Regions from separate parts of the Homo sapiens genome. Here all the other regions are linked to region 1. The links are chromatin contacts, found by Hi-C or POLR2A ChIA-PET in ENCODE. All regions are on one chromosome and are shown on one strand. The core of a region is the stretch at or near the end of the contact, and the rest is flanking DNA. Distances in the headings are between cores, read along the strand shown.

Region 1 (3,576 bases), core at 652-3,151:
TTTGAATCCTGGCTTCTCGTCATACCAGCTGTGTGACTGTGGGCATGTGACTAAGTTCTTAAAGTCAGTGATGTACAGCATGGGGACACTCCGGCTTGCCCTGAGTATTCCCCCAGTTAATCTACACCTAGCCCCTGAAACTGGAAGTGAGCTAGATAAATATTAGTTTCCCTTCGCTCCTCATGTCTTAGCCTGACACCAGAGTAGGCAAATTTCGTGCTGTTATTTAGAACAACTCTCTACCAAAACAAAGAAGAAACCTGCCCAAGAAGTTTCAAAAATGAAGATGGTCATGATTATTGAAGACATCTTTTAAATTCAAGTCAACAGCTTCCAGGAACCCAGACCGACTGGGAGCTTCAAGTGGTACATTTTTTCCCCTCCTGATTTAAAAAGAAATCCAATCCTTTGGTTTTGTTCTCAGCTTTAATGTGACTTATCTGGCCCGGGACAGCTGCCCAAGACCCATTAGAAGCACTGACGGCTGGAGCCCAGTGCAGAATGCTGTCTATAAAGTATTACTTACTCATTGCCTTCCCACCCAAGGAGAGGCCAGGGAGCAGGAGCTGGGAGAGGAGGAGATTCTGAAGTGTTTGAGAGCTTTGGCAGGGATATTAGATCTTCTTGTCTTTTGTTTTTTAAAAACTTTTCTTTAAACGTTACCTTTTTAAGCCACAGTCTTTTTCCCAAAAGAAATATATCTTACAATCACAGTTTGAAAAACTGATGAAAAGGTAAAACTTCTCCAAACAGAGCATAAGAGGTGGTTGAGAGACCTCTTTAGAGGCTCCTGGGAACCCCTCTGGAGTGGAAACCAGTGATCAAGCCCGACCTCCTCACTTCACAGGTGAGGAGGCATGGGGCATGGGGCATGGGGCATGGGGCAGCCTGCTTGCTGGCAGGAGTCAAGAAGTCTTTCCTGCTTGAAGTCAGCACCCCAAAGTGAACGGCAGATCCTCAATGCTGGGAGGCGAGGCACAATTGAAAAAGTTCTCCAGTGAATGTCAAAGCTGCAAAAGGGAGATAACTCATGAGGACAGACTTGGAAAGGGCTCAAGTTCAAGGGCACTCTGCAGACAGGAAAGTCCAGGTGGGAGGCAAATGAGCTGGGGAAGAAAGGAAGGCGAGCATCGCAGACTGCAGACAGCAGGAGAGAAGATGGAGGAATAAGGGTTGATCGAGCAAGTTCTCTTGATTCTTAGCAAGCAACTGTGAGTGAGCTTAGTTCATTCATGATGCAAAGGGAGAGTCGCAAGTTCTATGGGGGGGCTGGTACCTGGCAGGGTTCAGCTGGGGGAACAGCACCACCATAAGAAGCAGTGCTCCGTGTGTCATTTAAAAAAAAAAATTCCCATATGTCTCAATCAGGACCATATATTTGGCTGCTGACACCCCAGTCATGCAACCTGTTTTGCTGTCTTGTTCAATGAAGTCAAAGGCTATGATCCTATTTCAGGAGTAATTACTCTAATCTCATAAAATAAAATAGAGAATTGTCATGACTTACTCATTTTAATTCAACTTTACTTCATTGTATGTTCCTTTTAACAGGAGTATGTCATATTTCTCTTGGGAGCCAGAGATATAATTATGTCTGGAAACACATCCCCTGTGCCTCAGCCACCTCAATCTTTTGGCAAATGTTGAGTACAAAAATTTCAGGTTACAAAGTATGGCAAGTAAGATTGTTTTGACATCCAGTAATCCATTTTCTAGATAGACCCAAGATACTAACCCGTTGAACAAATTTCTAATTGGAAATTACACAAGGAAAAAAGGCCTAATTTTATAACTGGAGATTTGGAAACGTAACCTAACCAACTCCAGACCGATCTAAAGCCATGCGTGCAGTGGAGCCGAACTGCAAACTCATGCTTCTCTCCAGCCAGTCGGGGAGTTCCCGGGGAGGCGACGAGATTGCAGTTCAACCACCAGAGGGCACCAGAACCAATACTTTGCCCTTTGTAGTCTCCCCTAAAAAGCCAATTTCCTGTTGCCAGATTGAAATAAAACAAAGAAAAGTACCATTAGCAGATTTCTTCCCTGGCAGTAAGCATTAGACCAAAATAAGATTAATATGGACAGCCGTAAAGGACACCCCTCGCAGTGGCTGCCAGCCAGCCTTGCATCTTTCTACCCTCGGAGGAAGGAACGACGAGGCTTAAGGATGTGTGGCTTGTGTCAAGCGTCCCTGACATGGAAGCCAAATTCCCGAGACCCTGGACAGAAGCCTGGATGATTCATTCATGTAGCAGGAGGACAGTTGCCTTGAGAAAGCAGGCTCCATTGGGGTCTGCGTGCCTAGCTCTGGTCCTGGCCATGAACAGGAGAAAAGATCAAAATAGACTCCCACACTCGGCCAAGCTGAGTTCCAAAAGAAAGGCTCTGCCTTCAATGCCCACAAGCAGATGGAGGGGACGGCAGCCACCTGGGATGCTTTGCCCAGTCACAAGGCCGAGCCACCACCGTACCTGGAGAGGAAGCGCCAAAACAAACTTGGAGGTGGGAAGAAACAATCTAATCCGAAGAAACACGCCCCGAGAATAGGCTTATGTGCATGAGTGGTGACTCCAGGCAGACTATTTAAAGCAATGCATGAGTCTGCCAGGAGAGGAAACAAAGGGACATTGGAACAGAATTCCTGATGCCTTTAAAGTGTCTCATAGCAGGGCCATGTCACTATAGAACACCAAACATTTCAGCTGAGTCCCCAATGCCAGGCATCAGCGGACCAATCTCACAGGCCTGTCAGCTTGAGAAAGGCAATTTTATGCCCCAGATAGCTCCTGTCCCCGCCTGCCACAGGGTCATCTGTCCTGGAAGGCCACCTGCATCCCATCTTCATCCGGTCAGCCCATTCTGTAGTAGGGCTGGCTGGCCCGCTGGCTGATTTATGTGGCCAGTCTTTGCCATTAAGGAAGTTTGGAGGCTGGAGGGAAGTCTGAAGGGAACAGTGGTGATTTTCGCAGTTTTTGGCAAGGCAGACCCTACTATAGCAGTGCTCTCAGTGTATGGGGGAGTCTCCCAGGCCCAACAGAGCCAGCCAGGACATGCCCCCTCCATGGAGGGACTAGCACAGCAGTATCCTGGCCTCTACCCAGAAGTCTTACAAAGGACAGTTCTGTTGAAATGTCTGGAATTGGGATCCATGGGTTCCTCCCACTCCTGACCCTATTCCCTAGTTGTCCCTCTGCCCAGTCCATTCCCCAGGACCTGAGGACTCAGGGACAGGTGCTGCATCGCTTGTCATCCAGCTTCAGAGATGAATCTGAACAGAGAGAACGTCTAGAGAAGTCTGGTAGATTCGAGATCACCCCTGCAGGACAGACTGGTGGCCAGTAGGAGACAGAAGCACGAGGCAGGTACAGGGATGGCTGAGAGGGTTGGGGTGACAGAGCCTGAGTGGACAGCATGGGGTGAAGACCAGAATAGACAAGAAAAAGGTTATCACTGCCTTCAGGAAGGTCTAAGCCAATGTAGTGTCACCAGGTGGGAGCCTCATGACAGATCAGAGAGGGAATGTGCTGCCAAGATGCCAGCAACTAAACAAGTTTGTCGACTAAAGACAAGGAAAAG
Region 2 (3,576 bases), core at 599-3,098, 200 kb after region 1:
ACCACTTTTAAAATAGAAATATTGCTTACCAATTTTCACTTCTCTCTCCTCTCCAGGCACAGAGAAAAGATGACTACACTTTCCAGCATCCTTGTGGTCAGGGAAGGCCATCTTACCAGTTTTGGCTAATGAGAAAAGGTGACCTATCTCACCTCTGAGTGGGGGCTGTGAAAAGCTCCAGTGCAAACTTCAGTCAGCCCGGTTTTCTGTGTGACCATGTGGGTCGGTCGGCCTGGTTCTCTGTGTGACCATGTGGGTTGGTCGGCCTGGTTCTCTGTGTGACCATGTGGGCTGGTCGGCCTGGTTCTCTGTGTGACCACGTGGGTCGGTCGGCCTGGTTCTCTGTGTGACCATGTGGGCCGGTCGGCCTGGTTCTCTGTGTGACCATGTGGGTCGGTCGGCCTGGTTCTCTCTCTGTGTGACCATGTGGGTCGGTCGGCCTGGTTCTCTGTGTGACCCTGTGGATCCGAATGCCTGCCAACCTATGTTGACGGGTAGTGTGAATGAGAAATAAACTTGGGAATGTGTTAAGCCACTAAGATTTTAGGGCATTCTGACACAACTCTCTTTTTCAATGACCATCACACCAGTGGGTTTCTCAGTGGACATCCAGAGGAAAAATAGGGTGCTAACTTTAAGAGCAGATGACAAGTCTCTATAGGACACAAAGTTGTATGTCTGCATAAATGAACAGTTTCTTTTCATTAAAAAAAAAAAACTTGACTAAAATTTTGGTCCACAGTCCAGCAATAATAATCCTTTGTTCAAAGCTGCATAAAGATACATTTTCTCACTCTAATTTGTAGGAGACATTGCAGAAATTCTTTTCTCACACATCATTTCTAATAATATCACTTCATATAAACACAATTTTCAATGCAACGAGATAAGGGATCGCCTACCTATTTTTAGACTCTCTCCCACTTGTGAGCCTAGCCACTGTTGTTTATATACATTCGGAGTAACCTCCAAGCTTTTATGCTGGTAACTGCTTCACATTTGCCAATAGCATCAAGCAAATGACAGATAGTATCATCTATTTTACCTTACATTTGTGAAGTATAATCAAACAATGGGTTTGGATCTATTTTAGACTGTCCAGTTCAATGACGAATGTGGATCTATTTTTACAACAAACATGTTGCACTTTAATAAGATTAGCAAAACAAATCTGGTTGTTGAATTTCCCTGTTAAACTTCCTGATAAATGGTTGGTGCATTAGTCATTTCTTTGTTTCTTCCTTCATTTGTTCATTCATTCTATAAATATGTATTTGGTGCCTGCTTTGTGCCAAGCATCGAGTGGGCTCTGAATGTCTGAAGTCTAATGTCTAGGAGTTTATGATGATATTAATTTACAGTAAAATATCTGATCATTGAATCGTCAGTAGTTGCGGATATTTTGTTTTAATCATACAAATAGATGAATATTAAACATATCATTTTTTCATGGCTACATGGGGACATGATGAATATGAAATAAAGTCTCTGAAAGTCAATTTACTTAATTTCACTAAGGAAATCATGACTATCAATGGTATACAATGCTGGGGTGAGACCCTGATCCTTGAGCACAATTAAGGCAGAATTTGAACACTTATAAAAAGCTGCATACGTATTTACAATTTGTGCATATAGATTTCAAGGGATTTTATAACTCTGGTAACCCTGAAATATGTAGAATCCATAGAAGATATTCTCCTGCCTTGCACACCAAAGACACTCAATAAATACTTGGTGGTGATGCGGTGTCAAGTGGAGGCTTCCTTCCCCTAATTACTAAGAGCTTCTCTTGCTTCAGTTGCTCTCACCCTCTGCAGCTACTGTGGCTGGTGGAACGGGCCCCTGAGCATGTGTAGCTGACTCATCTTACACCTCGAGAGGCATGCTTGCTGCAGGCTGTGTCCAAAACACACTTATGTTTATAACCTTATTTAAAAGTACTTTAAAAGGCAGATTCTTGTAGTAAACGTATTAAAAAGTCAATACACGGAATAGCTTGGTTCACTGGTTCTCCGCTGCTTTTTCCATCAAATCAGACATGCCATGTCTCATAGGCCATATACTCCAAGGCTGCAACCCAGCAGCATGCAGGGGTATCAGCAATCCTGAGACAGAAACCTCCCACCTGCAGGCTGACTTCCTCCCACCTGCCCCTCAGCCCCTCTCACGCAACAAAAAGTTTAAAGATGCAACTGAGCGTTCAGTTGTTAGAGCAAAAATCTTGAATCTGAGCTAATTTGTACACAGCGTATACAGTAAACTTAGCAGTTTACTATCAAATTTACTTGTGAAAACATTCATGACTCATCTGGCACTCTTGTCACTGAACCATCACTGGTCATTTATTCATTTATTTTTACAAGTGATCTAGTTAAAGTAATATGCAGATTGACTTTGTGGTACTGCAGTAGAAACACTTAAATTCTCAGAATAAAATGTCGAACACTGAACATGATAACTACATTTAAACTCAGGCCTTTCCTTTTGTCTGTGTACTTCCATTTATGCCTCTGGGTGTGTGGTGTAAGAAATGAAGCTGAATCTATACTGAGAACATGGGATGACGATGATACCTTGTCGTGATATTTACTAACTGGAACAAATATGAACCATTAGTTATTTGAACTTTTTAGTTTTTTTGAAGCAAGTTTGCAGTATCTACCTGTAATGCAAAGAACGTCGCATAGTGAACATTCAAGGTTCAAAACACATTTCACTTAGCACCTCAAAGAAAAAAAAAGGCAACAGACCTCAATGGCACTATTGAGACACATTTGGTCAGCATCCATCACATGGTTTTGGAAATAAAGTTAACATTAACCAAAATTTCCTTTCTCTTTCATTTTGCAATAGCAAACCAAAGATTTTAGTTAAAACAACAACAATATTAAACTATAAAATTCAGTTAAATCACTCACTGTTCTTTTTCGCTATACAAAACAAAATTCCCCCATAAAACAATTACCAAATCATATTACAGCCTACCTTGCATCCTATGTAAAGTCTTACATAAACTGTCTGATACTTATATGTCCACAACTTATTCCTTTTAGAATTTTATTTTACAACAAGAAATTTTATAGTAGGTTTTCTTAAACTAAGAGACTACTCAGGGTTACTTATGCATGTTTCTAGGGCATGCATAAACAAAGACAGATTACATTTAAAAAGCAGGAAAAAAACAGAGAATCCGGCTTTCAGCAGATGTTTTCTCTCTCTTCACTTCATGTGGTCTGATGGATGTATTTTGTGCTCTCTTTTTTGTTTACACCTTGACATAAGAAGTAACATGAGCCTTCTCCACAGCCTGCTATCAAATTTTTCTGAAAGTTGGTAGAGGAATGGCAAGATTTCAGTAGGAACTACTGGGTGGGCAAATTAGTCAGGCATGAATTAGCAAAGTTCTACTGTAACTTGACTTTCAAGCTTGCTTCCTGTAACATTCAAGATCATGCTCAGCTGTATATGAATCTGAAGTATGAACTACACACGATTACATATGCATGACTGATTATCATTATTGCTGGTATCTTATTTTTTTCTTTAATGGTTGTGAGAGAATCTGCCCCACCC
Region 3 (3,576 bases), core at 521-3,020, 160 kb before region 1:
ATTGTTGATGTGTGTAGTTCAGTAGTTTTCTGGAGACTTTTGTCAAAGAGCCTATGGATGAGCAAAGAGCAAAGAGAAATAATTTTCCAGGATTAGGAATGGTGGGTGCAGAGAGTTAAAGGAATCTTTGTGAAGACTGATTATGAAGGCATGATTCTTTCTGCATAATAAATTGTGTACTTTATTATTATTAGTTTAAATGTGACAACCATGATCATTCTCGGTTAATATCGACATTACCCTTTGCAGGTAAGCACACTCAGGTAGAAAGGTGGTTAAATACTGTATTACATACCTCCAAGGATGACCTGTTCTCAGTCCTCTGGGATTTCTGATAGAGGGAGTTTAGCAGACTCTTCACAAACTGTTAGGTGCCAAGAATTGATTCAAAGCTCCTGATCACTGGGCTGTTCATTCAGAGTGTGGGAGTTCCTTGGTGTGGTACACTGTAGACACATTTAAACAGAGGGCAGCGTGGACTGGATGTTCTCTGAGGTCCCTTTACTTCCGAGGTTCTAAGTAGTAAGGGACTTTGGATAAGGGAGAAACTTAAAAAAGTTACAGTGGCTGAAGAAAGCCTAAGAGAAAAGTAGGGGCCTAAATTGTACCTGAAGGCTGGGCAGAGTTGGAAGGACATATTAGTTCCTCCAGACAGGAGAACATATGATCAAAGACTACCTGTGGACAATTATCACAGATCAAAGACTAGCTGGGGACAATGATCACAGTGACTGCAGGATGGTGGAATACTTATGAAGCAAATAATATGTAAATAAGATTTATTTGTGTCAGGGAGGGGGCAGCATTTAAATAACCGGCAGTTGAAAATTGTACCATATTAGTTATATGTCTAAAATTAGATGTTCAGAATAAACAGCTATTTCAGAAGAATGGACACAGTATTAAATTAAAATACAAGTAAGATTTATTTGTTGGAGGAAGTGGGAGAGGAAGGTACATGTTCAGTTGACTCAACAGTTTAAATCATACCTAAGACATTTACATATCAGCTATATGCTAATCCTTATATGATAATTAGTAATTAAATTCATTTTGCAAAAACATCAGTGAAAGCTTTGCTGTGAAACAGTTTTGTAGGAGGCTAGTTGAAATTATTGTTAAATGCCTATTTGAAAGGGCAATTAGTTAGACTATTCTGTAGTTCAAGCTTTTCACTAAGTGACTTAGTGAGTTATACTTAATGAAGTTCTGTTATATATAGATCAGAGGTCCGAAGCTCTTGGAAATTCTTATATTTTAATAAAGTAAGCAGTCAAGAACTGTTTAATGATAATAAGAGTAGCTTGACACAGATACATATTTAGTCACCTGTTTAACAATCACAGAATATCAACCCTAAAGAGCACCTTAGCTGACCTAGGCCAAGACCTTCAGCATCAGACAGTCTTGTAGCCTGGAGAGATTTTTCTCTGTCTCTTCCTAAACCTCTACTATAGTGGTTCTTAAAGTGTGGTCCTGCCTCAGCAACATCAGGGACCTTTTGAAAAATGTAAATTCTGGCTGGGTGTGGTGGCTCACACCTGTAATCCCAGCACTTTGGGAGGCTGAGGTGGGCTGATCACTTGAGGTCAGGAGTTTGAGACCAGCCTGGCCAACATGACGAAACCCTGTCTCTACCAAAAATATAAAAAATTAGCCGGGTATGGCAGCACGCACCTGTAATCCCAGCTACTTGGGAGGCTGAGCCAGGAGAATTGCTTGAACCCGGCAGGCAGAGGTTGCAGTGAGTCGAGATCTTGCCACTGTACTCCAGCCTGGGTGACAGAGCGAGACTCCATCTCAAAAAAAAAAAAAAAAAAAAAGAGTTAAAAACATGCAAATTCTTAGGCCCCACCTCTGATCCCCTGATCGACTGAATCGAAACTCTGGGGTGGACCCAACAATATGTAGCTTAGTAAGCCCTCCAGGTGATCCTGATCCACACTGGGGTTTGAGAACTGTTTCCCCACACTACAGCTTCAAAATATCTTGAGGAAATAACTTCTCTTAGATCACTCTTAGCCACACAGAGAAATACTTCCTGTTTTATGTCTAAATTTATCTTCCTAAAGCTTTGAAGGGTGGAGCACACTATCTTCAGAAGTGTAGATACTTTTTTCACATTCCTTTATGGGCAACATGCTAGGGTGCATCTCAGCAGAAGGGTGGCCAAGCCTGGGAGGGGATGAAGACAGAGCTGGCACTAAGCAGGGACATGGGGAAACAAGGGCTGATCTTAGCCATTATTTGATTATTTGATAATCCAAGATTCACTCCAAAGAGGAGCACAGCATAGTCTGGTTCAGCACCTGGGTTTTTAAGACTAATAACACTGAGTCAGAGATTCACAAGGTTGTGGGGGGAATCTTTGGACCTAGGTAGTAGAGATAAAATGACGGGAATCATCTATACTGGCCAACATTGTTCTAGAAATTGTCTGAATAAAGCATAACAGAATAGAGAAGGGTCCAACCCTCTGGGGATATAGCATTGACAAGGAAAAAATGACCTCAGATGACTGGCTGCAATTTAGGGCAGGATTCTACTGCTCCCCTCCCCCTCATTTCTGCCAACCCAGCATTAGCTAAGAAATCCAGGGATCCAGGATGTACAAGTAATGAGGGCGGAAGGAGCACATAGGTGGTCCAACTGTGCTGCTGAGGTCTTCCCAGCACTGTTTGGGATCTGTTCCAGAGAAGGGAAGGACTGTGCAGATAGCTGGTGGCTACTGCTTTGTCTGCCTAGAGTGGAGTAGCACTCTGTTCTCAGGAATACTGCTTTCCACAGTGTGGTTTAATGGGATCCCCCAGTTTCTGACTGATCTGCTTCCCTAACTCAGTGATTGGCTACAGATAGGCATGTTCCCCAAATTCAGTCCTGAGACTTCTGACCTTCAACCAGATGGAAGATCTTGGGTTTGCTCAGGTGGCAAACCTGTGAGGTATGAGTCTGAGCTGTTCGGTGGCCATGTCCCACAGGCTGTGCAGAAGAAGCCAGTCTGTGGTGGGAGAGAGTGGCTGGTGCACTGAGAGAAGCAGAAACAAGAGACAGAGAAAGGGCGGGTGGTGTTCCAGTCCCAGGTGTGGTCAGTCCTGAGGTCCAGCTCATACCCACCTTTCCTGCAGTTCAGTTGGGTGAGCCTACAAATCTCCCTTTTCTGCCTAAGCCAAATTGTTCCTGTGGATACAGTGTCTAACTTCTTGTCATCTTTCTGAAGATGCTTTAACTGGCAAAGCATCCATCAGGGTTTTATTTTGGTTTTAGAGGTAATAATGATTATTTTATTTTATTTTCCCAGTGGATAAACAATCATCCTATGCTATTTTTTTATTGTGATGAAATATACAATACATAAGATTTTCCATTTTAACATTTTTTAGCGTGCAATTTAGTGGCATTAAGTACATTCACATTGTTGTGACATCACCATTCATCTCCAGAACTTTTTCATCTTCCCCAACTGAAACTCTATACCCATTAAACAATACCTCCCCATCTCAGGCAACCACCAGAGGATTTCTAGTCAAAAGTAGAATGGTGGTTTTATTTGCATTCTAATACTTCCCTGAGAACAGT

The links. Hi-C counts contacts between places; a loop is a spot of excess contacts on that map. ChIA-PET counts read pairs that join two places held with the same protein, here RNA polymerase II (POLR2A). Pooled maps may share reads with other maps.
Region 2: a loop to region 1 is called in a pooled map, with 2.6 times the contacts of the local background. The contact joins two enhancer-like sites. A Hi-C loop is called at or near these places in 2 of 50 pooled maps. POLR2A ChIA-PET finds 5 or more read pairs at or near these places in 2 of 52 experiments (GM12878 and activated CD4-positive, alpha-beta T cell).
Region 3: a loop to region 1 is called in a pooled map, with 6 times the contacts of the local background. The contact joins the promoter of LINC03110 here to the enhancer-like site in region 1. A Hi-C loop is called at or near these places in 4 of 50 pooled maps. POLR2A ChIA-PET finds 5 or more read pairs at or near these places in 3 of 52 experiments (B cell, IMR-90 and activated CD4-positive, alpha-beta T cell).

Annotation. Positions count from the first base shown.
Region 1 is chr18:58,492,341-58,495,916 of GRCh38, reverse strand. All of the region lies in intron 12 of ALPK2 (alpha kinase 2), which reads left to right. Among named protein-coding and RNA genes, the nearest start is that of MIR3591, 43 kb to the right of the region's middle. RefSeq lists a silencer at 1,899-1,948 and enhancers at 1,725-2,224, 2,225-2,726. Within about 2 kb of position 1,901, at least 11 of the 41 ENCODE cell types and tissues checked have a DNase peak (open chromatin) inside an H3K27ac peak, as active enhancers do.
Region 2 is chr18:58,287,868-58,291,443 of GRCh38, reverse strand. The region is part of intron 5 of NEDD4L (NEDD4 like E3 ubiquitin protein ligase); the gene reads right to left. Among named protein-coding and RNA genes, the nearest start is that of MIR122HG, 160 kb to the left of the region's middle. Within about 2 kb of position 1,848, at least 5 of the 41 ENCODE cell types and tissues checked have a DNase peak (open chromatin) inside an H3K27ac peak, as active enhancers do.
Region 3 is chr18:58,656,733-58,660,308 of GRCh38, reverse strand. LINC03110 (long intergenic non-protein coding RNA 3110) reads right to left here and starts at 1,770. Exons shown (of 4, transcript NR_187442.1): 1 at 1,678-1,770; 2 at 296-446.